2 separate regions of the Homo sapiens genome follow, and region 1 is linked to region 2. The links are chromatin loops, found by intact Hi-C in ENCODE. Cell type or tissue: heart left ventricle. All regions are shown on one strand. Links, peaks and the distances in the headings refer to the core of each region. The heading gives the core; the rest is flanking DNA. Region 1 overlaps TPST1 (tyrosylprotein sulfotransferase 1). Region 2 overlaps CRCP (CGRP receptor component).

What was found. Peaks named below come from ENCODE experiments on the same cell type or tissue, not always from the same donor. Only the 100,000 strongest peaks of a DNase experiment are listed, where the experiment ranks them.
Region 1: it touches region 2 in a loop (3-fold over the local background); 3 of 110 quality-filtered maps call a loop at or near these places.

Annotation. Positions count from the first base shown.
Region 1 is chr7:66,321,604-66,337,219 of GRCh38, forward strand. All of the region lies in intron 3 of TPST1 (tyrosylprotein sulfotransferase 1), which reads left to right. Among named protein-coding and RNA genes, the nearest start is that of LINC00174, 71 kb to the right of the region's middle. In heart left ventricle, for the core only: no CTCF peak of the experiment used is centred there; a DNase peak (open chromatin) is centred at 9,458.
Region 2 is chr7:66,134,424-66,150,039 of GRCh38, forward strand. CRCP (CGRP receptor component) reads left to right here. Exons shown (of 6, transcript NM_014478.5): 5 at 11,020-11,077. Among named protein-coding and RNA genes, the nearest start is that of CRCP, 27 kb to the left of the region's middle. RefSeq lists enhancers at 13,583-14,782, 14,062-14,241. In heart left ventricle, for the core only: a CTCF peak has its summit at 6,710 (motif pointing right); DNase peaks (open chromatin) are centred at 6,728, 11,058 and 11,298.

The sequences.
Region 1 (15,616 bases), core at 4,686-12,685, 190 kb after region 2:
ATTGAAAAGGATGGGTCAAAGGATATCTGTAGGTACAAATTTGAGAGATAGTGCCAAAGAGTTTTTCAAAGTGATTATACCTGTTTACTCTCTAACCAGCAGATGTGTAAGAACTTCAGTTCTTCTACTTTGCCAATACCTTGTACAGTTTAATCTTCTAAAATTGTAATTTTCTTCCTCGTGTCTATTGATATCTCATTTTGGTTTACATTTTTATTTCCTTAGTAACTGAGACTGAGCACCTTTTCATATGTCATTGACCAGTAGCCTATGTTGTGAAGTGCCAGTTCAGGTTCTTTGCCTGGTTTTCTTTTGAATCATTTGCTTTTTTCTCATTGATTTTTAGGAATTATTTACATGTTTTGATATGTACACTTCATGTGTGTTTCAAATAACTTCTCCCATCTATCTGCCTTGCCTTTTCTCTCTCTTAAGGCTGTCTTTTGAAAAATAGAAGTTAATTTTAATGTCTAATTTTGTGATCTTTTTCTTTACTGCTTTTGGCATACCATTTAATAAATCTTTTTTCCAATTCAAGTCCTTGGATATATCCTCCTATGTTATCTAATGAAAAGTTTATTGCTTTACCTTTCTCTTTTAGATCTGTAACCTGCCTGGAATTGATTTCTTTTCATTGTGGTAAGAAACACATGACATAAAATACTCTCTTAAAGATTTACAACTGTACATCTCAGTAGTGTTAAACATATTTACAGTGTTGTAAAACAGATTCAGAAACTTTTTATCTTGAAAAACGGAAAACTTTATACTCATTAAACAATAACTCTCCATTCTTCTTCTCCCCACTCCCCTCCTTGCTGCTCCTGGCAGTCCCTATTTTACTTTTGTCTCGATTTAAGTACCTCATGTGGCATCAAATAGTATTTGTCTCTTTGTGACTGGCTTGTTTGAGTTAGCATAATGTCCTCAAGTTTCATCCATGTTACAGGATGTGACAGGACTTCCTTTTTAAGGCTGCATAGTATTTCATTGTATGTCTGTACCACATTTTGTTCATCCATTCATCTGTTGATCAATTTGGGTTGCTTCCATTTCTTGGCTATTGTGAATAGTGCTGCAGTGAACATGATGTGCAGATATCTCTTTGAGTTCTTGCTTTCAGTTATTTTGTGTATACTCAGAAGTGGAATTGCTGAATTATATGGGAGTTCTATTTTTTATTTTTTCAGGAAGCTGCCGTACTGTTACTCCATAGCAGCTGCACTATTTTACATCCCTTCCAGTAGTGCACAAAGGTTCCAGTGGTGCACAAAGGTTCCAGTTTTCCACAGCTCACCAACACTTGTTATTTTTTTTATTTTTTTATTTTTTATTTTTTTAAATAGTAGCCATTCTAATGGATATGAATGGTAACTCATTATGGTTTTGATTTGCATTTCTCTGATGATTAGTGATGTTGAGCATCTTTTCATATGCTTGTTGTCTATTTATGTATCATCTTTGGGAAGAAATACTTTGTTCATTTTTAATTGGATTTTTTGATTTTTTGCTGTGAATTGTAGAAGTTCTTTATGTAATTCTGAATATTAACCCCATAGCAGATACATGACTTGCAAAATTGTGTTTCTTTAGAGTTGATTTCTTTAACTTTATTTTGATTCTTTAATTGGGCCATCTATCCAGACCAGGCTGGTCTCGGACTCCTGAGCTCAGGCAATCAACCCGTATCAGCCTTCCAAAGTGCTGGGATTACAGGCGTGAGCCACCCTGCCTGGCCGCTGTGGATTTTTAAATAAACGTCCTTTATCATGTTAAAGAAGCTTTCTTCTGTTCTTAGTTTACTAAGTGTTTTGTTATGAAGTGATGTTGAGTTTTGCCCAGTGTTTTTTTCTGTGTGTATTGAGATGATGTGTTTTTCTTTATATTTTATTATTATGTATTACACTGGATGATTATCTTACATTGAACCACCCTAGCATTCCTGAGATAAATCCAAATTGGGCTGCATCGAAACTAAAAACTTTTGTATTACAAATGTTATGAAGAAAGTGAAAAGACAACCCACAGATGCTATCTAGAGATTGGTATCCAGATTATATAAAGAATTCTTGCAAGTCAAATAATAAAAATTTACATCACCCAATTAGTAGTTTAAGTCAGCCAGAGTTGGTTCCTCTTGAATCACCCAATTTGTGGTGAATTGAAACTATAATCAGATACTACTTCACACCCACCGGGATGCTTATAATAAAAAATACATGGGAAATAGTACAGTAGTTCCTCAAAAAATTATAGAATTACCATTTGATCCAGCAGTTCCACTTCTGTGTATATATACAAAAGAGGTCAAAGCAGGGATACAGATATTTGTGCACCAGTGTTCATAGCAGCACTATTCACAACAGTCAGAAGGTGGAAACAACCTAAATGTCCATCTACAGATGAATGGGTAAACAAAATGTGGTAAAGATGGATCAATAGATCACAAAGGAATATTATTCAGCCTTAAAAAGGAATGAAATTCTGATACATGCTACAATAAGGATGAAACTTCAAGACACTGTGCTGGGTGAAATAAGCCAGACACAAAAGGACAAATGTTGTATAATTTGACTTATGGGGTACATAGAATAGGTCAATTCATAGAGATAGAAAGTAGAATGGAGGTTATCAGGGGTGGGGTATGATTTCATTCCTGTAAAGTTCAGAGTTACTCTTATTGGAGGAAAGGATACATTATGACTAGAAGGAGGGACAAGGAAGGCCACTGGGTCATCTTCTATTTCTCAATCTGTGTTTACTCCATAGAATTTGATTGAGCTGTTTAGCTGTGGTTTGCACATTTTCCTTTACGTATAAACTTTTTACATATATACTTTTATTAAAATCTACTTAAAATGGGGAAAAAAAAGATATCTAGATTTCAGCTTTTAAATGCTGGTGCAATGATAGCCATTTTCGGCTGGGTGCAGTGGCTCACACCTGTAATCCCAGCACTTTGGGAGGCTGAGGCAGCTGGATCACCTGAGGTCAGGAGTTCAAGACCAGCCTGGCTAACATGGTGAAACTTTGTCTCTACTAAAAATTAGCCAAACCTGGTGGTGGGTTCCTGTAATCCCAGCTACTCGGGAGGCTGAGGAAGGAGAATTGCTTGAACTCGGGAGGCAGAGGTTTTGCAGTGATCCAAGACTGTGCCACTGCACTCCAGCCTGGGTGACAGAGTAAGACTCTGTCTCAAAAAAAAAAAAAAAAAAAAAAAAAAAAAACAAGACAAAACACTCATATCTGAAATGTGGTTTACATAGAATGTTCTTCCAGGCAAAAAAAACAAGATTAAAATTACTGGTTTTGAAAATGTATTCTGTTCTTTCTTATATCAAAGTCTTGATGTTGGTGGCTAGAGAGAACTTCTTAGGTTTTCTACCTGTATTAGTCCGTTTTCATACTGCTATAAAGAACTGCCCAAGACGGGGTAATTTATAAAGGAAAGAGGTTTAATTGACTCATAGTTCAGCATGGCTGGGGAGGCCTCAGGAAACTTAAAATCATAGTAGAAGGTCAAGAGGAAGCAAGGCACTTTCTTCACAAGTCACAAAGGAGAAGTGCTAAGTGAAGGATGAAGAGCCCCATATAAAACCATCACATCTCGTGAGAACTCACTCACTATCACGAGGACAGCATGGGGGAACCTCTGCCGTGATTCAGTGACTTCCACCTGGTCTCTCCCTTGACACGTGGGGATTATGGGGATTATAATTCAAGAGGAGATTTGGATGGGGACACAAAGCCTAACCATATCACTACCATTTTTCTTTTCTTTTTTTTTCATGCCTGGATTTTTTCGTTGTTCCCTCATGAACATTTTAAAGTGTAATTAAGCAAAAGAGAATACTATACAATGGTTTTTAACAATTTTTTTAAGTTTCCCCCCTCCCCCCAAGACAGGGTTTCCCAATGTTGCCTAGGCTGGTCTCGAACTCCTGGCCTCAAGTGATTCTCCCACCTCACCCTCCTAAGTAGCTGGGACTACAGACATGTGCCACTGTGCCCAGCTGCCTATACAGTGTTTTTATTTTATTTTATTTTTTTAAGATGGAGTCTTGCTTTGTCACCCAGGCTGGAGTGCAGTGGCATTATCTTGGCTTACCGCAACCTGTGCCTCCCGGATTCAAATGATTCTCCTGCCTAAGCCTCCCAAGTAGCTGGGATTACAGGCACCCGCCTCCATGCCTGGCTAATTTTTGTATTTTTAGTAGAGACAGGGTTTCACCATGTTGGCCAGGCTGGTCTCGAACTCCTGAGCTCGTGATCTGCCCGCCTTGGCCTCCCAAATTGCTGGGGTTACAGGCGTGAGCCACCATGCCTGGCCTTTAATTTTTTTAAAAAGTAAAACTTCTTTAATTTTCTTCTCGCAAGAATTGAATAGAATGATAGAATGAATGCCAGTATTTTATAATGTTGTATCCAGCAGGTTGCAATCAGGGAGGCTCCAACAGAGTCACTTTTTCTGTCTTTTTATGTTCAATCTATGCTGTAAATTGGTTTCAGAAACTTCTGTGAGTCTATCAACTGTAAAAATGGAGATGACTATGAAAGGATCTTACGCTTTTATTCTTCTTTGATCCACATGTCTGTTTGTTCCTCCATCTAGAATATAAAGATGATTAAGACTCTACCTGTCTCCTTTAAGTCCAGTGAAGAAGATAGATTTACAATTAATGGTAATTCAGTATAACTGCCGTAAGAACAGGGCATTCAGAATGCCCTGTGAGCTCAGAGATGGCGCTACTGTATTCTCATGTTTAAAGGATAAGTAAAAGTTCCCCAGTTTGAGAAAAGAGGGGAAAAGGACTCCAGTGAAAGGAAATTGATGAAATTACTGTTGACTTTACTTGTATATATTAACTGTCTTTCAGTGTCTCTGAAAACTTGATTTGGGACTATTTCCTTTGAACAGAAATAATAGCATTCCTGCCTGATAAATGTCCTGTGGTCAAATAATATGATTTCCTAATCATTCTGCACACTAAACTTCCCCCCACCAGGAAATCAATGCCTTAATGCTAAATTTCCTCTGTACTACTTTCTGTAAGAGTAAGAGGTTCCTATTTCACAGTCACGACACATTCCCAACTCAATTCACATTCCAATCCATCTTGTCCAACTTCATTGAAAGTTGATACACTGAACCATTTCCTTTACTTAAAAGAAATAGAATTCTTCCTAAATTCTATCTACTGTTGGAATAGAAAGAATATCATGCTTCTAGACTGACTAATTTTTTTTCTTCTTGATATAAGTATTGACAACATTTATTCATTTGTTTCTAGGCAGCACAAGACTGTTGAACTTTCCTAGAACTGAGTCTGAGATTTGCAAAGCTGCCAAAATATTTTGAAACAAATGAAAATATGTAAACATGAATGTTATCAGCTGTTTTACAGTATTTGTGTTTTAGAGATAATGAGCATCTGGTGGACCACAGGAGCCCAGGGGGATTTCAAACTCCAGATTCCTTTTTGTGTAATCATATCTGGCTGGAGTTATTTGTTTTCTCTGCATGTGAAACTATCAAGTCATAATTCTTCAAAGGGGAATGTTTATTGCATTATTTAAAAATAATAAATTATATTACTAAATAAATAACAGCAGGCCAGGCATAAACCAATGATGAAAGTTTGTCAGAAACTAAGGCTTCTGATTAATTCTGTGCTCTGGACTATAATTGGAAGGAAGGATTATATTAGAGTTTACAATGAGTTTACAGAAAGAAAGGAGAGGGATAAATTATATTTAGTTCACAGTAAATCTGAATTCAGAACCCCTGGTTGTAAGACTAGTCTTTTAACCTTTAGAGTTAAAAAATGTATATGTACAGCTGGGTGCAGTGGTTCACGCCTGTAATCCTAGCACTTTGGGAGGCCAAGGTGGGTGGATCGCTTGAACCCAGGAGTTTGAGACCAGGATGGGCAAAATGGCAAAACCCTGACTCTATAAAAAATACAAAAATTAGCTAGGTGTGGTGGCAGGTGCCCATAGTCCTAGCTACTCAGGAGGCTGAGGTGGGAGGATCCCTTGAGTCTGGGAGGTCAAAGCTGCAGTGAGCCGTGATTGTGCTACTGTACTCCAGCCTGGGTGACAGAGAAAGACCCTGTCTTAAAAAAAAAAAAAAGTGCGTGTGTGTGTGTGTATGTACGTTGAAGAAAACTATGAGAAAAAGCAAAAATGTAGAGTCCATAATGCATAATGTTGTGTTAAGCACATAGTTTAGTCATTGGTACATATTTCTGGAGATGGTCTAAAGATCTATTTTTTAAAAACTGATTTTAGTTAAATCAGAGGTTAGCAAATCACAGCCTGCAGGCCAAATCTGGCCTATCATACATTTTGTTTGTCTCTTTGTTGTGTTTTTGGTGTTTTTTTTTCTTTCTTTTTTTTTTCCTTTCCTTTTTTTTTTTTTTTTTTTTTTTTTTTTGAGACAGAGTCTTGCTCTGTTACCCAGACCAGGCTGGAGTGCATTGGTGCGATCTCAGCTCACTGCAACCTCTGTCTCCCAGGTTCAAGCAATTCTCCTGCCTCAGCCTCCTGAGTAGCTGGGATTATAGGTGTGCACCACCATGCCCAGCTAATTTTTGTATTTTTAGTAGAGATGGGGTTTTACCATGTTGCCCAGGCTGGTCTCAAACTCCTGAGCTCAGGCAATCTTCTCGCCCCAGCCTCCCAAAGTGCTGGGATTACAGACGTGAGCCACCGCGCCTGGCCCTATCATACATTTTGGTAAATAAAGTTTTATTAGAACATACTATGCTCAATCATTTATATGTTTTGTGTGGCTGCATTTGCCCTGCAGCAGTAGAGCTGAGTAGTTGGAACAGAGACTGTGGTTCATACAACCTAAAATATTTACCCTGGCCTTTGTTACAGAATAGGTTGCTAACCTCTGAGTTTCTCAGTTTTAGCCCATTCACAAATGAAATAGTTTTTTTTTGTTGTTTTTTTTGAGACAGCCTCACTCTGTCGCCCAGGCTGGAGTGCAGTGGCATGATCTTGGCTCACTGCAACCTCTGCCTCTTGGGTTCAAGCAATTCTCTTGCCTAAACCTCCTGAGAAGTTGGGACTATAGGCACATGCCACAACGCCTGGCTAATTTTTGTATTTTTAGTAGAGACCAGGTTTCGCCATGTTGACCAGGCTGGTCTTGAACTCCTGGCATCAAGTGATCTGCCTGTCTTGGCCTCCCAAAGTGCTGGGATCCCAGCCTCTCTCTCTCTCTTTCTCACTCTCTCTCTCTCCCGCTCTCTCTCTCTCTCTCTCTCTCTCTCTATATATATATATATATATATTTTTTTTTTTTTTTTTTTTTTTGAGACAGGGTCTCATTCTGTCACCCAGGCTGGAGTGCAGTGGCATAATCACAGCTCACTGCAGCCTCAACCCCACGGGCTCAAGCAATTCTCCTGCCTCAGCCTCCCAAGTAGCTGGGATTACAGGTGCGCACAACCACGCCCAGCTAATACTTGTATTTTTTTGTAGAGACGAGGCTTCTCCATGTTGTCCAGGCTGTTCTCGAGCTCCTGGAACTCAAGCAATCTGCCTCAGGCAGGAATCCTGAAATTCTGGGATTATAGGTGTGAGCCACTTCTCCTGGCCCACAAATGACATATTCCTTATAATCTACTACAGTGAGCTTTGCATGGTTAATATATTTGTTGTGTTGAAACTATCTTCCTGATTTTTTCCAATTTTTTATAGAGAAACCTGGAAAGAATAGTACCATAAATACCTATATACCCTAACAGAGAATTATTGTTAAAATTTTGCCATATTTGCTTTATCTTCTCTGTGCATATGTATACTCACATGGCTTTTTTTTTATTGGTATTAGTTGAAAGTTGCAGATATTATGCTTCCTCAGCGCATATCCCTAAGAATAAAAGCATTTTCCTCGACAACTGATTATGTTAAAATTTGAAGACGTGTATGAGGTTTTTGTTTGTGAGGGCTATATGACTGGCGTTTCTCCAGTATATGACACTTTGTTCATCCCTATGTTCCTCTTTATAAACTGCAGAAATTCTAAATATAATGCATTAGTTGTCTATTGCTTGCAAGTAGTAGACTGAATGATGGCTCCATAAAGATGTCCACTTCCATTAGATAAAGAAAATGTGTACATATACACCATGAAATATTGCACAGCCATAACAAAGAGCGAAATCATGTTCTTTGCAGCAGTTTGGATGGCGCTTGAGGCCATTATCCTAAGTGAATTAATGCAGAAACAGAAAACCAAGTACCTCATGTTCTCACTTGTAAGTGAGAGGTAAACACTGGGTACAAATGGACATAAAGATGGGGACAGTAGACACTGGGAATACAAGAGGGCAGAAGAGGGAAGGAAAAATAAGGGTTGAAAAACTACCTATTGGGTACTGTGCTCACTACCTGGGTGACAGGTTCAATCATATCCCAAACTTCAGCATCACACACTATACCCCTGTAACAAACCTGCACATGTACCCCCTGAATCTAAATAAAAGTTGGAAAAACAAATCAACCCAGATGGCCATTTCCTAATCCCTGGGGTCTGTGAATATGTTACCTTATCTGGCAAAAGGAACTTTACAGATGGAATTAAGGAATTTTAGATGAGGAGATTACCGATCATCTGGTGGGCCTAAAGTAATCACCAGGGTCCTCATAAAGGAGAGGCAAGGGAGTTGAAGGTAGAGAAGGGGCTCTGAAGATGGGAAGCAGAATAAGTGTAGGAAATGTGAGCTTGCCACACTGCTAGTGTTGAAGATGGTGAGGCTAAGAATTTTCACATCCACTTTCAAAACCATTGTGTCCTGGCTCCTTTTAAACCATCTTTCCCTCAATTTCTCTGTCCTCTTACATCTTATTGTAAACACCAAGAAGAAACCTGGCAGTTAACTTTGCTTGGAAATCTTTTTAGCTAGACCATCTAATTCATTCGGCACATTTTCTACCTTCCACATCACTGTAAAATTGGGTTGCTAAACTTTCCACAACTACCTAACAGAGATCCCTTGCCTCCAGTTTCTACTCAGATGTTCCTCACATTCCTTAAAACTCACAGTCCACCTCCTAACAATCTAAAATCTACCAACTATCAATTCCTGGCAATTTAGGCTTTACTGCTCCTCTCCTGAAAGGCCTTAAAGTATTAGAACTGGGCCCTATTATTAGAACCTATTTCCCAGTTCTAATATTCCTCCCACATTTTTGGTATGTGTGACAATGGAACTTTACTCCTGATACCAAAATCTGTATGATTTATATATGAAGCATAACAAATTATTCTAAAACGTATTAATGGCTTAAATCAACAAACGTGTTGTCTCATAGGTTCTGTGGTTCAGGAATCCAGGCAAAGCTACCTAGATGCTTCTAGCTCAGGATCTTTCATGAAGTTGCAGTCAAGCTGTCAGCTGGGCTGCAGTCATCCAAGGCTCAGCTGGGAGAGGATCTGCCTTCAAGCTCTCTCATGTGACTGTTGGCAGGCCTCAGGTTTTCACTGGCTGTTGGCTGGAGATGCCAGTTATTTGCCACATGAGCCTCTGTCTACGGCAGTTGACAACATGCAGCTGGCCTACCTCAGAGCAAGCAACCAAGCAAGAGAGCAAGATAGAGTGCTCAAGACAAAAGATAACAGACTTTTTGTAACTTAATCTCAGAAGTAACATCCCATCACTTTTGCCAAATTCTGGTTGTTAGAAGCCAGTCACTAGATCTGTCCCACACTTGAAGAGGGTTAAACAAGGTCATGTTCTTCATAAGATTAATCCAAGTACAGAATTGGCTTAATAACATTTCTGACGATTTTTCCTATAACTTGTAAAACCTTGGCTATCTGAAACCCTTGGGAAGTGAATCATCCTTAAAAGCTAAGTTTCTGGATAGATTTTTACCATGAAGGGACCAAATCTTAATAATTTGGAGTAGAATCACTTCTGCATTTGATCACATATTTCTTGCCTTTTAAAATAAATTACTGATCATTATTTGAAATTTTATTTCATCAAAAGAAAATTAGCAATTGTGTGTTATAAAAAGAAGGTGTCTGTCTTCTCCTTATGTAGGGTATAGAACTGTTCATCTCTTTACTAAAAACTTAAGGCTTCTGTCTGCCTTTTATAATTTCTGTTTCTTTCTTTGTTTCATTTGTTACCTCTTAGTTATCAGTACTTGCCCATTGCCTTCCTGTTTACTGTATCTAGTAAGTTGCTGCAAAAGTAATTGTGATTTTTGTATTAAAACAAATGGCATTAGATTCTCATAGGAGCACGAACACTTTTGTGAACTGTGCATGTGAGGCATCTCGGTTGTTCTTGCCTTATGAGACTCTAATGCCTGATGATCTTTCACTGTCTCCGATCACCCCCAGATGAGACCCTCTAGTTGCAGGAAAACAAGCTCAGGGCTTCTACTGATTCTGCAATATAGTGAGTTGTGTAATAATTTCACTATATATTATGATGTAATAATAACAGAAATAAAGTGCACAGTAAACGTAATGTGCTTGAATCATCCGGAAACCATCCCCTCTGCTGGTCCATGGAAAGATTGTTTTTCACAAAACCGGCCCAAAGTTGGGGACTACTGCTATAGAGAATTGGATCTGCGGTCTACAAGTAATGTTAATGACATTTATTTTAAGTTGCACTGAGACTTTTGTTTACATCTTTTTTTTTTTTTTGAGATGAGAGTCTCGTTTGTGTTGCTCAGGCTGGAGTGCAAGGCACAATCTCAGCTCACTGCAACGTCCGTCTCCTGAGTTCAAGCGATTCTCCTGCCTCAGCCTCCCGAGTAGCTGGGATTACAGGTGCCCGCCACCAAGCCCAGCTAATTTTTTGTATTTTTAATAGAGATGGGGTTTCACCATACTGGTTGGCCAGGCTGGTCTTGAACTCCTGACCTCAGGTGATCCACCCGCCTCGGCCTCCCAAAGTGCTAGGATTACAGGCATGAGCCAACATGCCTGGCCTGTTTACATCTTAATTATGAATTGTTACTATAGTCAGCCCTTTGTATCTGTGGTTTCCACATCCATAGATTCAACTAACCATGGACTGAAAATATGTGGGGGGGAAATGATGCTTACATCTGTACTGAACGTGACGGACTTTGTCATTATTTCCTAAAAAATACAGGATAACTATTTACATAGCATTTGCATTGTATTAGGTGTTATAAGCAGTCTAGAGATGATTTAAAGTATACAGGAGGATATGTGTATGTTACGTGCAAATACTACACCATTTTATATAAGGCACTTGAGCACCTGTGGATTTTGTTATTCACAGGGGATCCTGGAAACAATCCCCTGTGGATACCAAGAGATGACTGTATAGGGGAGGCCGTGGTGACAGATGAAGTGGCACTGGGCTTAGTAAGGGTAAGAAAGCTAAGAGTGGCCTGAGGACAGATGACAAACATGACATATTGCTCACTTTAGCCAATGCTCAGAATCTCTTAGGTTTTTGAAACTTCACAAGCAATTTAGGCAAACTCTCCTTTCTTCTCTATCTCTGTATTCTATGTAATCCCACAGTTGAAGGCTGTTCTTATAGTGGAATTAATTATACCTCACTCCAAAAACTTGACCCTGATTTCCGTCTACAAACCCAAAGCAGCAAATACAATTTACTTTTATATTTGAATTATTTTCTTTGTAATGGTGTCTGTTGACAGCCAAAGCCTCTTGTATGGAAACATACCACCACTGCCACAAGTAAAAGCTATAAAGCAGTGTTAAATACTGTATATAGAGCTCACATTTGTATATGCATTTCTTTTAGGTCTTATGTAGTGTGTGTACTGTGGAAGATCGAGAAAGTGCGTTAGGTTGTTAGACAAAAGACCCAGAAGGCCTGCTAGAGATGCCACAGGTGGAACTAAGAAAGCAATCTCTGTGTCACTCAGGCTTTGAGAAACTTCCTTCAGAATCATAAAACATTAGAACTGGGAAGGTTAAAAAATCTTTAGTCTTTTTTTCCCAGCTCCAGTCTCTTGTGAATAATTAACAGTAAAGTTAAAGATTATGGGAATTACGTGCCTCCTTTTTTCCCTTGCACAACATAGAATTTGTTTTCTAATAGTAGTTTATTTGTTAGCTTTGCATTCCCATAAGTGATGGTTTCCAGCCTTGGCAAACCCTTGCAGCCTCCAGCCACAAGTCCCCTGGACCTCAGAGAATGTATATACTGTATGTGCACCCTAATAACATATTTCCTTAAAACTAGTACTACTGGATCCTCTAACTTTAGTACATGTCTTTCATGTCCAACTTTTCAGAGGCCGCCAAACTAGCAACCCTAAACTCATTTGTCACTATCAAAACATAATATACGAATATGGAAAGCTAATATAAAAATGGTAAGGGACTGAGCCATTTGGAAGGTAACTTAATGTAAGTGCCTGAAAAACAGGGATACAAAAAAGCAAAGGGACAAGAAGCAAGCCAGTTCACCCTGAACCCTACAAATGTTTGGGAATTAGAAACATCAAGTATTACAAATTAGGGGAAACGGATGAAGTCTGATACTAAAAATAGGGAGGTTGACAGTCTGTGTAGGAACAGTTAGACTTCCAGATCCTTATCTCTATACCCCACCTCCCCCTCTGCAGAAGAGATAGATTCCCTTAGGGAGGAAGAAAACTAGAGAAAATAAAGACACTAGGGGGAGAGTGTGATGTCAGCAAGATAGTGGAATAAAAGATACCTGGCATCACTCTTCCCACAAAAATGCAACTAGAAATTATTCAGGCTGGGCGCGGTGGCTCACTCCTGTAATCCCAGCATGTTGGGAGGCCGAAACGTGTGGATCACTTGAGGTCAGGAGTTCGAGACCAGCCTGGCCAACATGGTGAAACGCCGTCTCTACTAAAAATACAAACATTAGCTGGGCATGGTGGTGGGTGCCTGTAATCCCAGCTACTCAGGAGGCTGAGACAGGAGAATTGCTTGAACTCGGGAGTTGGAGGTTGCAGTGAGCCAAGATCATGCCACTGCACTCCAGCCTGGGTGAAAGAGCGAGACTCCATCTCAAAAAAAAAAAAAAAAGTATTCAAAGACAAGAATATCAACCTGAGTTCACCAGAACTTGGGGAAGAAGTGGAGAAACCTCCTGGGCCAACAAAATTTTTTGTAAAATAAGTGGTCATTTCAGACTGTGCCACCCCTTCCCCCCAAGCTGGCATAACACCACTCAGGGAGAATTTTCCTAGCCCTGCAGTTTCCAAGGTGAGAGGAAGGAATTGGAGGTGTGTATTCAGTCTCCTCACTGGTCTGGGAATCTTCCCAGGGAGCCCACTCCCGTCCCATCAGGGAGAGCCAGGAGAGCTGAACTATCTGGGGTAAAGTGGGGACAAAGAGCAGGGCACTGATTGTAGCAACTAGTATATGGATCTTGCAGCTACTCTGTACTCTAATTAGCCGAGACACCCTATTGACAAGGATGGCCAGTGTCTTAGTGCCACTGGGGTGTAATCAGTGGGAAGGCCTGAATCCCTGGTCGGATTTTCCACAAAACTTAGTGCTCACATGGAACCTTCCCGTGGCCCAGAAACAGCTATAAGATTGGGATTAAGCTGGGCATGGCAGCTCATTTCTGTAATCCCACTTTGGGAGGCCAAGTTGGGTGGATAATTTGAGCCCAGGAGTTCAAGACCAGCCTGGGCAACATAGCAAAATCCCACTTCTACCACAAAAACAAAAGTTAGCTGCATGTGGTGGTACGTGCCTGTAATCCCAGCTACTTCAGAGGCTGAAGCAAAGAGTCGCTTGAGCCTGGGAGACAGAGGTTACAGTGAGCCAAGATCGCACCACTGAACGCCAGCCTGGGCAACAGAGCAAAACTGTGTCTCAAAAAAAAAAAAAAGTTGGGATTAACTTCCAGTGTACACTTAAGCACTTAAGACTTTCACAGACTGGGAAATGATGACAGGATAGCAATATAGTTGGAGAACAATGTTTACCTTTCGGTGGTCACTATAAGTCTTCCTGTCTGTGAAACAATGTCAGGGCAAGTTAGTTTAGTTTTAGTGCAGTGTTTTGAACGGCAGGGCAAGTTAGTTCTGTTTTAGTGCAATGTTTTGAATGGCAGGGCAAGTTAGTTTAGTTTTAGTGCAGTGTTTCAGTTCTGATGCTCACTGTAAGTCTTCCCCAGAATGGGAAGAAACAATAGGCCAGTACTTAAGCTCTCATACTAAGTAAAGGCCCGAAATCACCAAAGAACACCTGCAAAACCTAGAAGAAATGGCTGTGTCCTCAAATGTGCAAGCATCAACATAAACAAGCAATGATTATGAAAACTTAGGGAAATATGACACCACCAAAAGAAACCAACAAAGCTCCACCAGTGGACTCAGAAGAATTGAAGATCTATGAAATGTCAGACAGAGAATTCAGAATAAGCCTCTTTAAAAAGTTCAGTGAATCTGCCAGGCATGGTGGCTTACGCCTGTAATCCCAGCACTTTGGGAGGCCGAGGTGGGCAGATCACGAGGTCAGGGGATCGAGACCATCCTGGCTAACATGGTGAAACCCCATTTCTACTAAAAATACAAAAAATAAGCAGGGCCTGGTGGTGGGCACCTGTAGTCCCAGCTACTCGGGAGGCTGAGGCAGGAGAATGGTGTGAACCCAGGAGGCGGAGCTTGCAGTGAGCTGAGATTGTGCCACTGCACTCCAGCCTGGGAGACAGAGCAAGACTCCGCCTCAAAAAAAAAAAAAATGTTCAGGGAATCACAAGAAAATAGAGATAGAAAATTAAATGAAATTTAGAAAGCAATCCATGTATGTAGTGAGAAATTTGACAAAGAAATAGAAACAAGAAAACAAATAGAAATCCTATCTATAAACAATACAGTAACTGAACTGGAATAACTCATTGGAAAGCTTTAGCAGCAGACTTAATCAAATAAAAGAATTGGTGAGCTTCAGGACAGAACATATGAAATTACCCATTCAGAGGAGCAAGAATAAAAAAGGGTAAAGAAGACCTACAAGAATTGTGGAATACCATCAAGCAGACTAACCTCTGCATAATAGGAATTCCTGAAGATGAGGAAGAAAAGGGTGTAGAAAGCATACTTAAGCAAATCATGGCTGAAAAAGTCCCAAATCTAGAGAAAGATGACACTGTCTAGGTACAGGAAGCTCAGTGATCAGCAATTAAAATCAACCCAAAGAAGAGATACCTATGGCACATAACAATCTGGTTAACAAAAATCAAAGACAAAGAAAGATTACTCAAGGCAGCAAGAGAAAAGAAATGTGTCCCATTCAACATACCCCAATAGAGCTTTCAGCAGATATCCCAGCAGAAACCCTGTAGGCCAGCAAAGAGTGGAATGGTATATTTAGAGTGCTGAAGGAAAAGAAAAAAACTGCCAAGCAAGAATACTGTACCCAGCAAAGTTACCCTTTATAAACACAAAGGCAAGATAAAGATTTTTCCAGACAAACAAAAGTTGAGGGAATTCATCAACACCAGACCTGTCTTACAAAAAATGCTAAAGGGAGCTGTTCAGTCAGAAAGTGAAGGATGCTAATGGGTAAAAAGAAAGCATCTAATGGCATTAAACTCACCGGCAAAAGAAAGAAAACTCACTGGTAAAAGAAGACTTC
Region 2 (15,616 bases), core at 3,304-11,303:
GTTGCTACATTCGTAGCAACCGTGTATTGATATTCGGCTGGGTTTGGATTTAAAGAAGGATTATAGTATTGGAGATGAAACAACTGAAAGTTAGACATAGGGACTAGAGTAAGGAACAAATCTTTTTTTTTTTTTTTTTATAAATGAAGAAAGTTCATTTATCCTAGTGATACTGTATTACTCTGCCTGCTTATTCTGCAAAATTAGCAGAGATTAATTTACATTCTCAAAAAAGACGGGTGAGGGGAAATGGAAATGCTTCATGGAAAAGAAGGCAAATTTAGGTCATAGGTAGAGATCTCAATCAAATGGGCCAAAATACAGTTTATTTATATCTGCTAACTCCCAACTGCTAGCATCTGACCACAGCATAACAAGCTTGGAATCGGGGAACCTGGGCTGTAGTCCAGTTTCTGCCCCTTATAGCACCATGACCTTGGAAAAGGTATTTGACCTCTCTGAGTTTCATTATCCTTACCACTGAATAAGGATCATCTGCTAAACTCACAAGGCTGGGGAAAGGGTGAAGGGTGGTGTCTTCATGGAAACAATATGTGTAGATGTCCTTTTTGGACTCCAGAAGCCATAAATGATGCAACCTTATTTATTAACCATTAATGTGAACAGGGCCAACCATTTCTATGTTATTAACACTGCTTCTTCCCTAATGATTCAATTCAGATAAACCTTACAAAGCACTTCACACCAAGAGCTGAGTATCAGGGCCACTTGGTTCTTACAGACGCAGTGCCTCCAAGCCAAAATTGGTAGAACCAATAGTTCTACTCTTAAAGCAGGACCTCTCTAGCCTCCCATTATCTAGATGAAAATGAGCTTACTAATTTAGAAACACAAGTGAGTATATTCTAGGCTAACCAAAGTAATTCTTCTCTAATTATTGAGAACATTAAATGTCACGAGCTGATCTCAAAATATTAGTAAAATAAGTTAAATTGTTTTGAAAGGAAGGAAATGTGATAATGTAGAAATGGGGAAAAAACAAGACAGAATTGAAATATTATATTAATCAAGTACTAACCCTGGTTTGAATGGGTAAATGCAGAAGACCTTTCTTCCTTCTTTTTTTATTTATTTATCTTTTTTTTCAAAATTATACTTTAAGTTCTAGGGTACATGTGCACAACGTGCAAGTTTGTTACATATGTATACATGTGCCATGAGGAACAAATCTTAATGGGGTTTAAAAATCTTTTCTTGGCCAGGTGTGGCGGCTCATGCCTGTAATCCCAGCACTTTGGGAGGCTGAGGTGGGTGGATCACCTGAGGTTGGGAGTTCTAACCAGCCTGACCAACATGGAGAAACCCCATCTCTACTAAAAATACAAAATTAGCTGGGCGTGCTGGCACATGCCTGTAATCCCAACTACTAGGGAGGCTGAGGCAGGAGAATCGCTTGAACCTGGGAGACGGAGGTTGCGGTGAGCCAAGATCGCGCCCTTGCGCTCCAGCCTGGACAACAAGAGCAAAACTCTGTCTCAAAAAAAAAAAAAAATCTTTTCTTGGAGTCCCAGTTTGTATGACATATCGCATCAACCCCACTCCCAGAATTCAGACCAAATTGGATGAAAAGTAGGGTTGACAAGTTAAAGTACTTTTTATAAAGTTGATCAGTGAAGTCTTTTGACATTTGTGTTTGCTTGAGGCAAAAGTGGCTTGATCATCTTCTGTGAGTTCTTGTAGTTTCCAGTTCCTTTTCTTGGTCTGGAATGAGTTCAACCTTTTAAAATTGAAAACGTCATACATCAAGAGTTTACATGAGAAGAAAACTAGCCCGTTTTTTTTTTATTGGTTTGTTTTTTTTTGAGATGGAGTTTCACTCTTGTGAGTTCATGCTGGAGTGCAATGGTGCAATCTCGGCTCACCGCAACCTCTGCCTTCGGGTTCAAGTGATTCCTCCTGCCTCAGCCTCCACAGTAGCTGGGATTACAGGCATCTGCCACCACACCTGGCTAGTTTTGTATTTTTAGTAGAGACGTGGTTTCTCCATGTTGATCAGGCTGGTCTCGAACTCCCAACCTCAGGTGATCCATCCACCTCGACCTCTCAAAGTTCTGGGATTACAGGTGTGAGTCACCGTGCCTGGCCAATTTTGTATTTTTAGTAGAGATGGGGTTTCACTCTATTGGCCAGGCTGGTCTTGAACTCCTGACCTCAGGTGATCCTCCTGCTTTGGCTGCCCAAAGTGCTAGCATTTCAGGTGTGAGCCACCGTGCCTGGCCTATGTATACATTTTTGAATTGACTTGTTGATATCTGGAACAAATCCTGCTGAGATTCTGATTGGGATTGCCTTACATCTATAGGTCAGTTTTGGGGGAGAATTGACATCTTGACAATATTAATAATTCAAGATCGGACGGGCACGGTGGCTCACACCTATAATCCCAGCACTTTGGGAGGCTGAGGCAGGTGGATCACGAGGTCAGGAGTTCAAGACCATCCTGGCCAACATGGTGAAACCCCGTCTCTACTAAAAATACAAAAAATTAGCCGGGTGTGGTGACGGGGGCGCCTGTAGTCCCAGCTACTCGGGAGGCTGAGGCAGGAGAATCACTTGAACCTGGGAGATGGAGGTTGCAGTGAGCCGAGATTGCGCCACTGCACTCCAGCCTGGCGACAGAGCGAGACTGTCTCAAAAAAAAATTTAATAATAATAATAATTTAAGATCAGTCAAAGGTTAAAAAAAAACAACCCGCCAATACTGAACCTTCTAGTCCATGAAAACAGTGTAGCATACAGGTTCTGCACAAATTTTTTTAGATTTATACCTATTTCATAATTTTGCGTGCTATTGTAAATGGTGCTCATTTCTAGTTGTTGATTGCTGATATAGAAGTACAGCTGACTTTATATTGATCTTATGCCCTCCAGCCTTGATAAATCCACTTATTAGTTCTAGGAACTTTTTTAGTGTATTCTTTAGGATTTTCTGTGCAGAAAGTCGTGGTATTTGCAAACAGAGTTTTACTTCTTTCTCATCTGTATGGCTTTTCCTTCTTTTTCTTATTTCATTGCCCTGGCTGGGGCCTCCAGGATGATGTTGAGTAGGAGTGGTGAGAGCAGACATCCTCATCTTGTCCCTGATATTAAGGGAAAACAGTCAGTCCTTCACCATTAAGTATGATGCTAGTTTAGGTTTTCCATGAATGTCTTTTACCAGGTTTAGGAAGTTCAGATTGCTGAGATTGGATGTTGAATGTTGTCACTTGCTTTTTCTATATCTATAAAGCTAAAAAGATTTGTAGCCTTTTGGCTGTATCTTTTTGTTTATTTTTGTTTTTAGTAGTTACTGAAGGGATCCCTACTAGGTTACTAGTAGGGTTAATAATATGCATGCCTGACCATTTATAGTCCAGAGTTAATATTTTACCAGTTGGTGTATATAAGTCTCTTTACCTTCTTTTTGTGTTATGGTTGTATTTATAACATATAATCTACATACATTGAAACATATAATCTGCATACTATTAGTAGTGTTTTTACATTGACTTTCTGTATTCTTACATATTTTAAAGAACTTAAGAGAACAAAAATAGTCTTTTTGTCATCATTTCTTTTCCTCTCTATTCCTGAAGTGCCCTGCGTCCTTTTTATCATTTACTTCACCAGGAAGAACTGCCTTTGGCACTTTTCTGAGAACAGGTCTCTTGGCTACAAATTCTCTTATTTTCATTTAGCTGAGAATGTCATTATTTCCTTTCATTCCTGAAGGATAATTTCACTGGGTTGATTGATCTTTTCCTTCAGAACTTTTAAGATGTCATTTCAGTGACTTCTGGCTGTCACAGTTTTTGATTAGAAATCTGTGATCAGGCTGGATGCAGTGGCTCATGCCTATTATCTCAGCACTTTGGGAGGCTGAGGCGGGAAGATCACTTGAGGCCAGGAGTTTGAGACCAGCTTGGGCATCATTGTGAGACTCCATCTCTATATTTTGAAAAATAATTAATTAAAAAAAAATTTTAATCCGCTATCACTCTAACCCTAATGTGTCATTTTCCTCTGGCTGCTGTTAAGATTTTTTTTATCCCCCTCTACTCCTACTGCTTCACTTCACTAGCCTGGGCGCGGTGGCTCACGCCTGTAATCCCAGCACTTTGGGAGGCCGAGGCTGGCAGATCACGAGGTCAGGAGATCGAGACCATCCTGGCTAACACGGTGAAACCTCGTCTCTACTAAAAAAAAAAAAAAAAAAAAAAATCAGCTGGGCATGGTGGCGGGCGCCTGTAGTCCCAGCTACTCGGGAGGCTGAGATAGGAGAATGGCGTGAACCCGGGAGGCAGAGCTTGCAGTGAGCCAAGATGCGCCACTGCACTCCGGCCTGGGGGACAGAGCGAGACTCCGTCTCAAAAAAAAAAAAAAATTTAAATAAATTTCAAAAAAGATTTTCAAGTCTTTGGTCTTCAATAATTTGATAATGATATATTTCAGCTTTTTTTTCCCCAGTTTATTTTTGCTGAGCTTCTTGATTATGTAAATTTATGTTTCTTACTACATTTGTGAAGTTCTCAGCTATTTTTGAAATATTTTTTCTATCCCAATCTCTTTCTCCTCCTTTTCTTCAGCTCCCAGAAACACAACTGGTAAACCTCTGATACTGCTGTACAGGTCTTTGAGGCTCTGTTCCTTTTTAAAAAAATTTGTAGTTCAAATGGAATAATTTCTCTTTTTTTTCCTGTCTCTTTTTTTAGTAGAGATAAGGTTTCACTCTGTTGCCCAAGCTGAAGTGCGGTGGCACCCTCAGGCTCACTGCAGCCTCAGAGTCTAATGGGATAATTTCTGTTGATCTGTCTGTATATGCACAGATTGTTCTGGCATCTTCCGTTATCAAGCCTACCAGTGAATTTTTCATTTCAGGTATTTTTCAATTCTAAAGTTTCCATTTGGTTATTTGTTATAACTTCTATTCTTTCCTGAGAACTTGTATTATTCCATTCATTTCAGGAATGTTTACTTTTTCCCCCAGTTATTATAATAGTTAGAATCTTGATAATTTTAACATGTCATCATGGGCTTGGCATCTGTTGATTATCTTTTCCCTGGAGAATGAGTCGTATTTTCGTGGTCGAGGTAATTGTAGATTGTATCCTGGACATTTGAGTATTATATTGTTTAGACTCTGGGTCCTGTTAAAAGCTTCTGGTTTGTGTTTTAGGAGGCTGTCAATCCAATTAGGTTCAGACTTCAAGTCGGTCTTGCCTTCCGGGGCAAGGATTTCAGTGTCATTTGGTTTTGAAACCCACTCTGGGTCTTTGCATATGGGACTGGACTGGCGGTGGAACTTGCTCCCTTCTCACTTGGGGTCTTTGCTGTGCTGGGTCTGTTCCATGCTTGCTGTTTTGGTGCTGTTCTGCACATAAACAGCTCAGGTGAATCTAGAATTTGTGTTGATTGATACTCAAATTTGGAGGAGTCCCCTTCTCTAGCTCTCCTCTCTGGAACTTCCCTGCTCCTACCCTCTGGCCCACATGATACCCCCTTTTGGGTCCTGTAGCCACAAGTTCCGAGTTTCTCTCAAAGGTTTGCCCACCTGTTGTTACTAGAGCTGTCCTTGGAGCAGAGCAGGGAAAGTAGAAAAGGGAAAAGGGAAAAATGACTCTTGGGCACTCTGGACAGCAAGGGCTCCCTTCCAGGCTACGCCTGTTGCTGGTCCCCACCTGGGGGGCTGCCCTTGAGTTGTGAGCTCCTCCTGGGTCTCCAGCCTTTCTCAGTCTCCTGGCGAGAAAGATTGGATTTCTCCTGGAGTTGGAGCTGCTTGTGGGGCCACCGCAGCTGCACCAGGATTGAGGCCCTGAGAGAAAAGGGGAAAAAGCCCCAAGAAACTCACATCCATCCTCCACCCCAAATGGTTCTCAGGTTTTGTTTCCCTCCCAGACCACCTGCTTTTGTTTGCTTTTCAGAGTCGGGTATTTTTTTTGTTTTTTTGTCTGGAGATTTCTTCTTTTCTTTTCTTTTTTTTTTTTTGAGTTGGAGTCTTGCTCTTGTTACCCAGGCTGGATGGAGTGCAGTGGCACAGTCTCAGCTCACTGCAACTGCCGCCTCCTGGGTTCAAGTGATTCTCCTGTTTCGGCCTCCTGAGTAGCTGGGATTACAGGTGCATGCCATCACCGCTAATTTTTGTATTTTTAGTAGAGACGGGGTTTCTCCATGTTGGCCAGGCTGGTCTCGAACTCCTGACCTCAGGTGATTCGCCGCCTCAGCCTCCCAAAGTGCTGGGATTACAGGCATGAGTCACTGCGCCCGGCTGTGTCGAAATTTTTCACTGTAATCTGTGGAGAGAGAAAGGCTTTCGTGGGCTTCCTCCATCTTCTCCTGTAGCAGAAGTGCTAACAGTTGATTTTTAAGGCCTCTTTTCATCTCTTTGGGCTAATGTATTGCTTCCTAAGCCCAACATCTTTTCTACTGTAAGTATGGACAAATACTGTTCAAAAAACCTACAAATACATAGGCATTGTCTTGCAAGCTGATTCGTGATTGGCCATGATCTATATAAATTTAAAGCAGACTGTAGTATTCAAGGAGGATTGATCTTAGCTCCCTTTTTTCCACTAATGATCCTAAAATCGAAGATTTTTTAAAATCTTTTTAAAAGGCTTTCTAATCCTTTTAACCTCAACCCTTTGATTAATTGCTTGTTTCCATGACTCTGCCAAGAGTTAACGCTTCAGGCAGCGTTGTTGTCCAACAGCCAGAAGAGGGAGCGGCAGGCTTCTTCACTGTGGCTGGGCCTGGCTCCTCTGGGAACTTGCAGCTCTTGTTATATTTGTGAGCATAACACATTCAGTTATACTCTTGTAGTTATTTTTAAATGTACAATTAAATTATTGTTGACTGTAGTCACCCTGTTGGACTATCAAATACTAGATCTTATTCATTCTTTCTATTTTTTCATAGTCATTAACCACGTGCACTTCTCCCACCTCGCCCACCCTGCTGCCCGTCCCCGCCTCTGATCTGCTCTCTGGTCCTTCTCCTCTCTCTGTCTCCAGAAAGCATGGACTTCTTGGTTACAGCCTGTAGTGGTAGCTGAGATTTTGAGGCCTGGGTGAGGACGTCAGTAGGAGGGTCAGAGGATGAAAGTCAGCACCATGAGAGTGCCAGAGCCTCTCTGGAGAAGAGAAAATCCAGAAGGAGATGAAGAAGGGAGAGTCGGATCAGGAAAGAATTGAAAGAGAAGGTGTCATGGAAGCCCCGAGGGCAGGCAGTTTTAAGGAGGGAATGATCAGCAGTGTCAGATGGAGTAGGACCGAGGAGCAGCCGCTGGATTTGTCCGTGTGGAGGCACCAGGCCCTTGAAGCAAGAACACTTTTGGTGATCACTTGGGCAAGAGCTAGGGTGCAGGGAGTTGAGAAGCAAGGGAAGAAGGTAGAGACAATGAAAGTGGCTTGGTTCTGAAGCCAGCAGGGAATGTTTGTGCGCTGACCCCCTTAATTCCACCACCCCAGACTGGAGTGTGGAGTGCATGGGGGCCTGCTGTGACCACAGCAGTGCTCAGCTCCTTGGGTGTAGGACAGGGAACTTGCTTGGTGGTTTGACCTCGAGTTGGAGTTTTTCAGGGAGCGGTTGTGAATGTCTTTGCTGATCTTCTGGTCATCTCGTTACCTATCCTCTGTAGCTTTTAGTCTTTGCGATCCCTCTTCTCCCTCTTCACGTGGAGACCTCTCAGACGGGAACTGAGAAAACTAACCGGAATGAACTCATCTCCCTTCCAGTCCTTTCCGATTGGCTGCTGGTTCCCCTCACCGTGGTCTCAGTGGAACATGAGCCCCTTTGCTGGAGATTTGGGCAGCAGTTTCTGAGGGTCTTTACTTTTCCCTCCTGGAATTTCAGCCTCTCCATGTGTTTGTCTCCCCAGCCGGTGGCCATTCTCCACTCTCCTTCCAGACCCTCCCTCCTTCGGCTGGAGCTGCTTTTTTACTTCTGTGTTATCAAGAGGTTCGTTCCTCCACAATCATTCCTCAGTCCTCAGAGTCCAGTTGTCAGCACAGCTGTCATTCCACTGAACTGCACAGGCCACCAATGACCTCTTGGTTGGCAAATACAGTGACTTCTATATTGACACAGTCAACCTATTTTTCTCGCTCTGTCTCCCAGACTGGAGTGCAGTGGTGTGATCATAGCTCACTGAAGCCTCAGACTCCTGGGCTCAAGCAATCCTGCCTCAGCCTCCTGAGTGGCTAGGACTACAGGTGTATGCCACCATGCTTGGCTAATTGTTTTATTTTTATTTTTTGTAAAGACAGAGTCTCACTTTGTTGCCCAGGCTGTTTTTGAACTCCCAGCCTCAAGTGATCCTCCTACTTTAGCCTCCCAAAGTGTTGGGATTACAGATGTGAGCCACCGTGCCTGGCTTCTCCTGGCCCGTTAAATGGAGGCACTTTATGGTGTTCTGTCCTGGTCTTCACTCACTCCACAGTTGGTCTCTGGACCCATAATATCCACTCCATGGTTTCATGTAACTCCTTGCAAATAAATCTAGTGCTGGTTTTTTTCCTTTAGTTTTAGACCAAACTAGACACACTTTTTGACAGAAGCCTCTTCAGAGTTATAAAGGTACTACAAACTCAAATTTCATGTTAAATAATGTATTTTTTTTCTAAACAACCTAACCTTGACTCTATCTGTTCCCTCACTCCTCCTCCCTGATCCTACCCAATCTAGGCAGTTGTCAAGTCCTGTTGACTTTACCTGAGGGTGACGGGAAGTGTTTCACGTGTTTAGACGCTTACTGGCATGCCTGCTCCTGCTGGCCAACTTCATAACTCACTCTCACTCACCCAGGGGGTGTTACAATGCATTCCTCACTGTCTGCCTCCATTTTCTTGGGTCTTCCCAAATCGCTGCCAGCACCAGCCAGAGCATGCCCCTCTTCCTTGATTGCTCTCCTATATTGACCAAGTCACACCCAGCCTCTTGATAGTCAGGGCCCTTTCGATCTTGTCCCAAATGACTCTTTCACCCCATGTCCCACCCCTCTCTAGCTGTTTCCTAAAACTCCGGGAGCTTTCTTTCCTCTGGGCACGTCCTTGTGTTGTTCCTGCCCTGGCTGGCTGTCCCTCCCATCCCTTTTGTGTTGAAAAGCCATCAGGATCTAGTGCAAGGGTCATCTCTGTGGAGTCTCCCTCCTTGAGTCTAGAGTAAACATTTGGGGGATTACAAGCAGTAGAAATTGACTAGAACTGCCCTAATAATGACTGCCATTTATGGAGAAACTATCGTGAGACAGATGGCATTATGACACTTTCCATCCATTATCACATGTACACTAGAAGCAGATGGCCAAGAACAGGAGCTTCTCTGCCATTTACTAGCTTTGCAACTGTAGACAAGTTATTTACTCTCTCAGTGTCAGTGAAATCTGAGGATTTGATGTAGTTCCACATGGAAAGCAAGCAATAAATGGTAGTGGCGGCCTCTGGAAAGATTTTCATCCCTGTTAATCCTCTCATAAGATAGTTAAGTACTGTTATCATTCCTATTTCACAGATGAGGAAACTGAGGCTCAGGGAGAGTGGGTAAGTGTTCTGCTTCCCCCAACACATGGCTGCAGGAGTCGTGGCTTCTTCATGTTTTCACTCCAGAAGGTCTTTAATGCGATAAATACTTACTGAGCTGATTGGAAAGATGGATATGCAGCCCCAGGGTCAAATTGAGAGAGAAATGTAGAAGTTGTTGCCTGCACAGGGGTGGTCACTGCAGTCATTTGATCTCCTCTGAAGTTCTGTAGTCTTTCAGAGTCCACATGATTCAGCCACCCTTTCAGCAATGATCTGTTTCTTTCTTTGAGGCAGATGATCACTATATCTAACTGTCACTCAGATCTTTTGTTGTGAAAATTTACATGTATTTGTCTTCTTTCTCCAGCTGGGTTAAGTGCTTTCAGGGCAGAGGCACTGTACCTGTATTTCTGTGTATTAACTCCTGCCCCTTTTAGTCCCTGTTTTGTTTACTAAGATAATAAGTCAAATTTGGGAAATATTAAATCTTCATCTCAAAAAGGAATTTACCCATTTCTAAGAGATGACCACACAAGATGATTTTGTGTGTTTTAATTTTTTAGTTTTAGAGATAGGGTGTGGCTCTGTCGCCCAGGCTGGAGTGCAGGCTAAAGCGATCCTCCTGCCTCACCTCCTTGTCCTCTGCCTTCCGTAGCTGGGACTACAGGTAGCTGGGACTACAGGCGCAACCCATCATGCCCAGCTAATTTATTTTAATTTTTTTGTAAGGTTTTTTAATGTCGCCCAGGCTGATTGGGAATGCCTGGCCTCAAGGGATCCTCCCACCTGGCCTCCCAAAGTGCTGGGATTACAGGCATGAGCCACCACACCTGGCCTAAGGTGATTTTGTTAGTTGGTACTTTCTATAATTTGGATGAAGAAAGCATTATTTTCTTCACATTTTCCAGATAGGAATTACCGTCCTGGGCCGGGCACGGTGGCTCACGCCTATATCTTACCACTTTGGGAGGTCGAGGCAGGTGGATCCCCTGAGGTCGAGGGTTTGAGACCAGCCAGGCCAACATGATGAAACCCCATCTCTGCTAAAAAAATACCAAAAATTTACTGGGTGGGTGTGGTTGCGAGCATCTGTGATCCCAGTTACTTGGGAGGCTGAGGCAGAAGAATCACTTGAACCCTGGAGGCGGAGGCTACAGTGAGCCAAGATCGTGCCACTGCACACCAGCCTAGGCAATAAGAGGAAAACTCTGTCTCAAAAAAAAAGGAAAAAAGAAAATGACCCCCCTGTTTTTAAAATGGCATATGCCCTGCTGCTTTGTTTCCTACAATCATGCCTCTGATACCCATTCGTACCGTGGGCTGGGAGTCACTCACATACACGCTCCTGTTCCCATTCTCTCGATTTACAGTTGAAGGAACTGAGGGCCACACTCCAGTGGTTCTCCCATTTTTTATCTGGCAAATTATTCTCTGTGCAGCTCAGTCAGGACTCAGGACTTAGGGCTATGCGAGTTGTCAACGCTGTACTTTCCCTCCACAGAGCTGAGAAGCTCCAGCTGCTGAACCACCGGCCTGTGACTGCTGTGGAGATCCAGCTGGTGAGTGAAGGGCGCCTGTGCTGGGGAGGCTGCTGTGGGTCTGAGATGTAGAATGGCTGTGGTGGACAAGCCAGGAACTGCGTTTTTTTTAAGAGGCTGCCCAACCACTCCATTTCTTAAGGAAAAAGAGACCTTGCCAGTTTGATCCTAGTTAGTGTGGACTTAGGGACCACAAAACACTGGAGGAGATTTCATTCCTCCTCTAGGGTTTTGGCTGATGACTTGGCGGCTCTCCGACTCCCCTGATGTCCAGGCCATTCTGGCCATTGCTTCCCTGTAGGCGTTGTTGCCAACCAGATGTTGCATAAAAAACATGAAATTCAGCATGTCTCTGGTGAACATTCTCTGTCCCCACGCCCACCCTTCACCCTGCTCTTGCTTCCTCTCTTTCTGGGTGAGGGGAGCATGTGTGCGCTGTCCCATCAGCTCCCTTCCTTGCTCATCTCCTGGCCTGGCCTCCCACGCCGGAAACCTGCAAGCCATTCTCTTCCTTTCATCTCACAGTCAGGGAGTCCCCAAGTTCTGTTGCTTCTGTCTTCGTTCTTGCTTCTCTCCCCCGTGTACTGCGTTGATTTCTGCCATTATTTCTTCACGCGGCTCTTGCGGTTATCCTCTCCCCATTCTCCCTGGCTCCCCAAGTCCATCTCCCACATCACCGTCAGAGATCACATCTAAAACCATGAATGTGATCCCATTTCCCTGCATAAACCGTTTATTTAGTACAGCCTCATCACTTGTGAAGTCCGCTTTGTACTGAGAGCGTAGGCTTTGGAATAGGAGGAGGCAGCCAGAGTAGAGGGGCCTACGATGGGATAAGGGGCCCGGGAAATGATCCAGGGAGATACCCGGGCCACCACTGGGCACGCTGTGGCCGCTGCCTTCTTATTACAGGGCAGAGAGCATCGGTACCTGACAAGTGTTAAGCAGGCCGTCTAATTGCCAGTTTAAAAAAAAAAAAGAAGAAGAAACTTTAGAGAATTAACAAAATGAGAATAAAGCAGTTTCCAAAGTCAGTTTTAGAAATACTTAGCTCTTTGTCAAATTTCCTTTAGAAAAGTATGGAAGAAAATGGTCAAAAATACGATTTTTAGAGTTGCTAATGGAAAAACTTTTTAAAAGGCCACAGGGTATTTAATTTTTTACTAAATTGTTCATTGTCTTCCTAGGGTTGTTTTTGCCCTTCAGAATGTACCCAAAATTAAATTAGAACAGTTCCTTTCATGAAGGGTGCCTTTCTCTGGGAACCCGCCTGTAGGCTAAATAGAAACCCCTTTCTCATGTGTCCTGATTATTTTCATGCTTTACACTGTATTGGAGTTTCAACCTAGAGCTTAGAGGAGAGAAAAAACAAACAGAACAGCAAGAAACGAATCCCTGTCCCTCTGGGTTAAAGATCATATGTCATGTCTCCTCCAGCTTTAATCAGCAACATATGTTACTCATGGCTTAATGACAGGCAGAGAGAAGAGATGAGGATTAGTGTGACCTCAGCCAGAGCCTGTGGAAAGTGGTATCATTACTTGGGGGAAGATTTGCTGCTATTGAGAGTGCCTGGGGTGGGCCGGGCGCGGTGGCTCATGCCTGTAATGCCAGCACTTTGAGAGGCCAAGGTGGGCAGATCACCTGAGGTCAGGAGTTCAAGACCAGCCTGGCTAAAGTGGTAAAACCCCATCTCTACTAAAAGTACAGAAATTAGCTGGGCATGATGGTGCACACCTGTAATCCCAGCTACTTGGGAGGCTGAGGCAGAATCACTTGAACCCGGGAGGCCAAGGTTGCAGTGAGCCAGGATTGCACCACTGCACTCCAGCCTGGGTGACAGAGTGAGACTCCATCTTGGGAAAAAAAAAAAAAAAGAGTGCATGGGGTGTGCCAGACACGGTCTCAGTCCTTGGTCCTGGTGCCTGTGATTGTCTGTCACTTCGAATGCCCGCCCCATAGTCTTGGAAGGGGGCAAGTGTCCTCTCCATTTTAGCCCAGAGGGCTGGTGAGTGGCTGATTGGGACCTTCTGATTCAGAAGCTTTACTTTGCTCCTCCAAGCCAGGTACTTGTGCTTGATGAGAAGAAAGATGTGTGTGGCATCCCCTGAGATGGTTTCCTTCTCGTTTCTACAAAGTAGGTAGGCCTTGGTAGAAACTGCTGTTTCTCAGTAGTTGGACCATTTTATAGCCAGATTCTTCCCACTCTGGAATTTGGCTACAAAAGGTAGCAAATTGTTTACCAAGGTTTGTAGCAGTATCGCTTCTCACCAGAGTGAATAAGAAATGAAAGCTGTGGCCGAACATGGTGGCTTGCGCCTGTGATCCCAGCACTTTGGGAGGCCAAGGTGGGAGGATTGCTTGAGGCCAGGAATTCAAAACCAGCCTGGGCAACATAGTAAGACCCCATCTCTACAAAAAATGAAAAAAATTAGCCAGGTATGGTGGCGCACACCTGTGGTCCCAGCTACTCAGGAGACTAAGGTGAGAGGATTGTTTGAGCCCAGAAGTTCAAGGCTGCAGTGAGCTATGATAGTGCCACTGTACTCCAGCCTGTGTGACTGAGCAAGAACCTGTCTTTTAAAAAAAAAAAAGCAAATGGCTGGGCACGGTGGCTCACGCCTGTAATCCCAGTACTTTAAGAGACCGAGGTGGGTGGATCACCTGAGGTCAGGAGTTTGTGACCAGCTTGGCCAACATGGCGAAACCTCATCCCTACTAAAAATACAGAAATTAGCTGGGCATGGTGGCGGGCACCTGTAATCCCAGCTACTTGGGAGGCTGAGGCAGGAGAATCGCTTGAACCTGGGAGGCGGAAGTTGTAGTGAGCGAAGTGTAGTGAGCGTGACTGCACTCCAGCCTGGGCGACAAGAGCGAAACTCCTTCTCTAGAAAACAAAAGGAAATAAAAGGTTTCACTTACAGTGGCAAGCACAAAGGACTTGAGTGAGAAGTTCCCTATATTAACACTAGAGCCATTTTTTCTCCCTGGGTTCAGAAAACAGTCCCAGCATCCAACATTTATTAGCATTCACTTGGAAGCCAGGTGTCTTTTGGAGGCTGAAGCCTCACCTCTTCAGTTACGCCTGGGCTGTGATTTGCTGTGGCCCTCTGATGACTGCCTGCTGACTCAGAGGCTCGGTGAGGAAATGAGGTGGCCACCCAGCTTAGGACTTGTTGTGCCCGGTTGTGTATTGATTTGGAATGATTTGTGAGCCCTCCGGCCTGAGGTCAGTGAATCCTGTGACCTCACAGGCCACTGCCCTGAACAGCACTACCATCTAGGCCTGTTAGTGATTTCGTGATTATGAAGTCTTGACTCATATAGAGCGTTATTGCTTGTAAAACACTGTTACATGTGTTCTCCTTTTGTCCTCGCTGTAGGCGTTACTTTCATTTTACATTAGAGAAAGTTGAAATTTAGAAAGCCAGATTCAGTGAACTGTTCTGGATCAAATATTTAATAGTATACATTGTTGCTATCAGATCTTTGAATCATTTTGAGGAAAGTAGGACTTTAGGTTTGGCGACTTCAAGTTGCCATTTTTGGAGGTCGGCAACCCGGTTTGATGCTCCTGGGATTGAGATAATAAATGTATCATTTATGTTAACCCAGCTGTTGATACTTTGGATTTTTAAGTTTTATTTCCCCTTATGTTCTCAACTACCTGAAATGGTTGGTATCTGAGAACCTTGAGATGGTGCTTTGAACTTTACTTCTTTATTTGGACTGTTTCTCCTGTGTTGGAAAGAAAAGGTGAAAGGCCGGACACAGTGATTCATGTCTATAACCCCAGCACTTTGAGAGGGTGATGTGAGAGGATCACTTGAGCCCAGGAGTTCAAGACCAGCCTGGGCAACCCCATCTCTACAAAAAATAATAAAAAATAATTAGCTGGACATGGTGGCACATAGCTATAGTCCCAGCTACTTGGAAGGCTGAGGCAGGAGGATTGCTTGAGCCCAGGAGTTTGAGACTGCAGTAAGTGATGATTGCGCCCAAAGAATAAAGCAGGGAAAGGAGGGAAATAGCCAAGATTTGATTATTTAACCTGGAGAAAAGATGATCTCCGTTTGAGAAAATAATGTGCAGAAAAGAATTTTGCTAAGTTCACTAACGGCCGGAGCTTTTATCAACATCCAATCCTCCTTAATTACAGTCAAGACCTTTTTTTTCAACCTAAGGTTCCCAGTCACAGGAAGAAACCCTAAGCTGCATTAAACTAAATGAAATATAAACAAAAAAGAAACTTTCAGAAATAAAAAACTTACTAGCACGTCTTGGATCACTAGGATAAATGACAATGACTACATTATCCCTCACCCCCACCTTTTTTTTCCCCAAAGAGAGTGGGTCTTACTCTGTCACCCAGGCTGGAGTGCAGTGGCACGATCTTGGCTTACTACAACCTCTGCCTCCTGGGTTCACACCATTCTCCTGCCTCAGCCTCCCGTGTAGCTGGGACTACAGGCGCACGCTGCCACGCCCAGCTAATTTTTTGTATTTTTAGTAGAGACGGGGTTTCACTGTGTTAGCCAGGATGGTCTCGATCTCCTGACC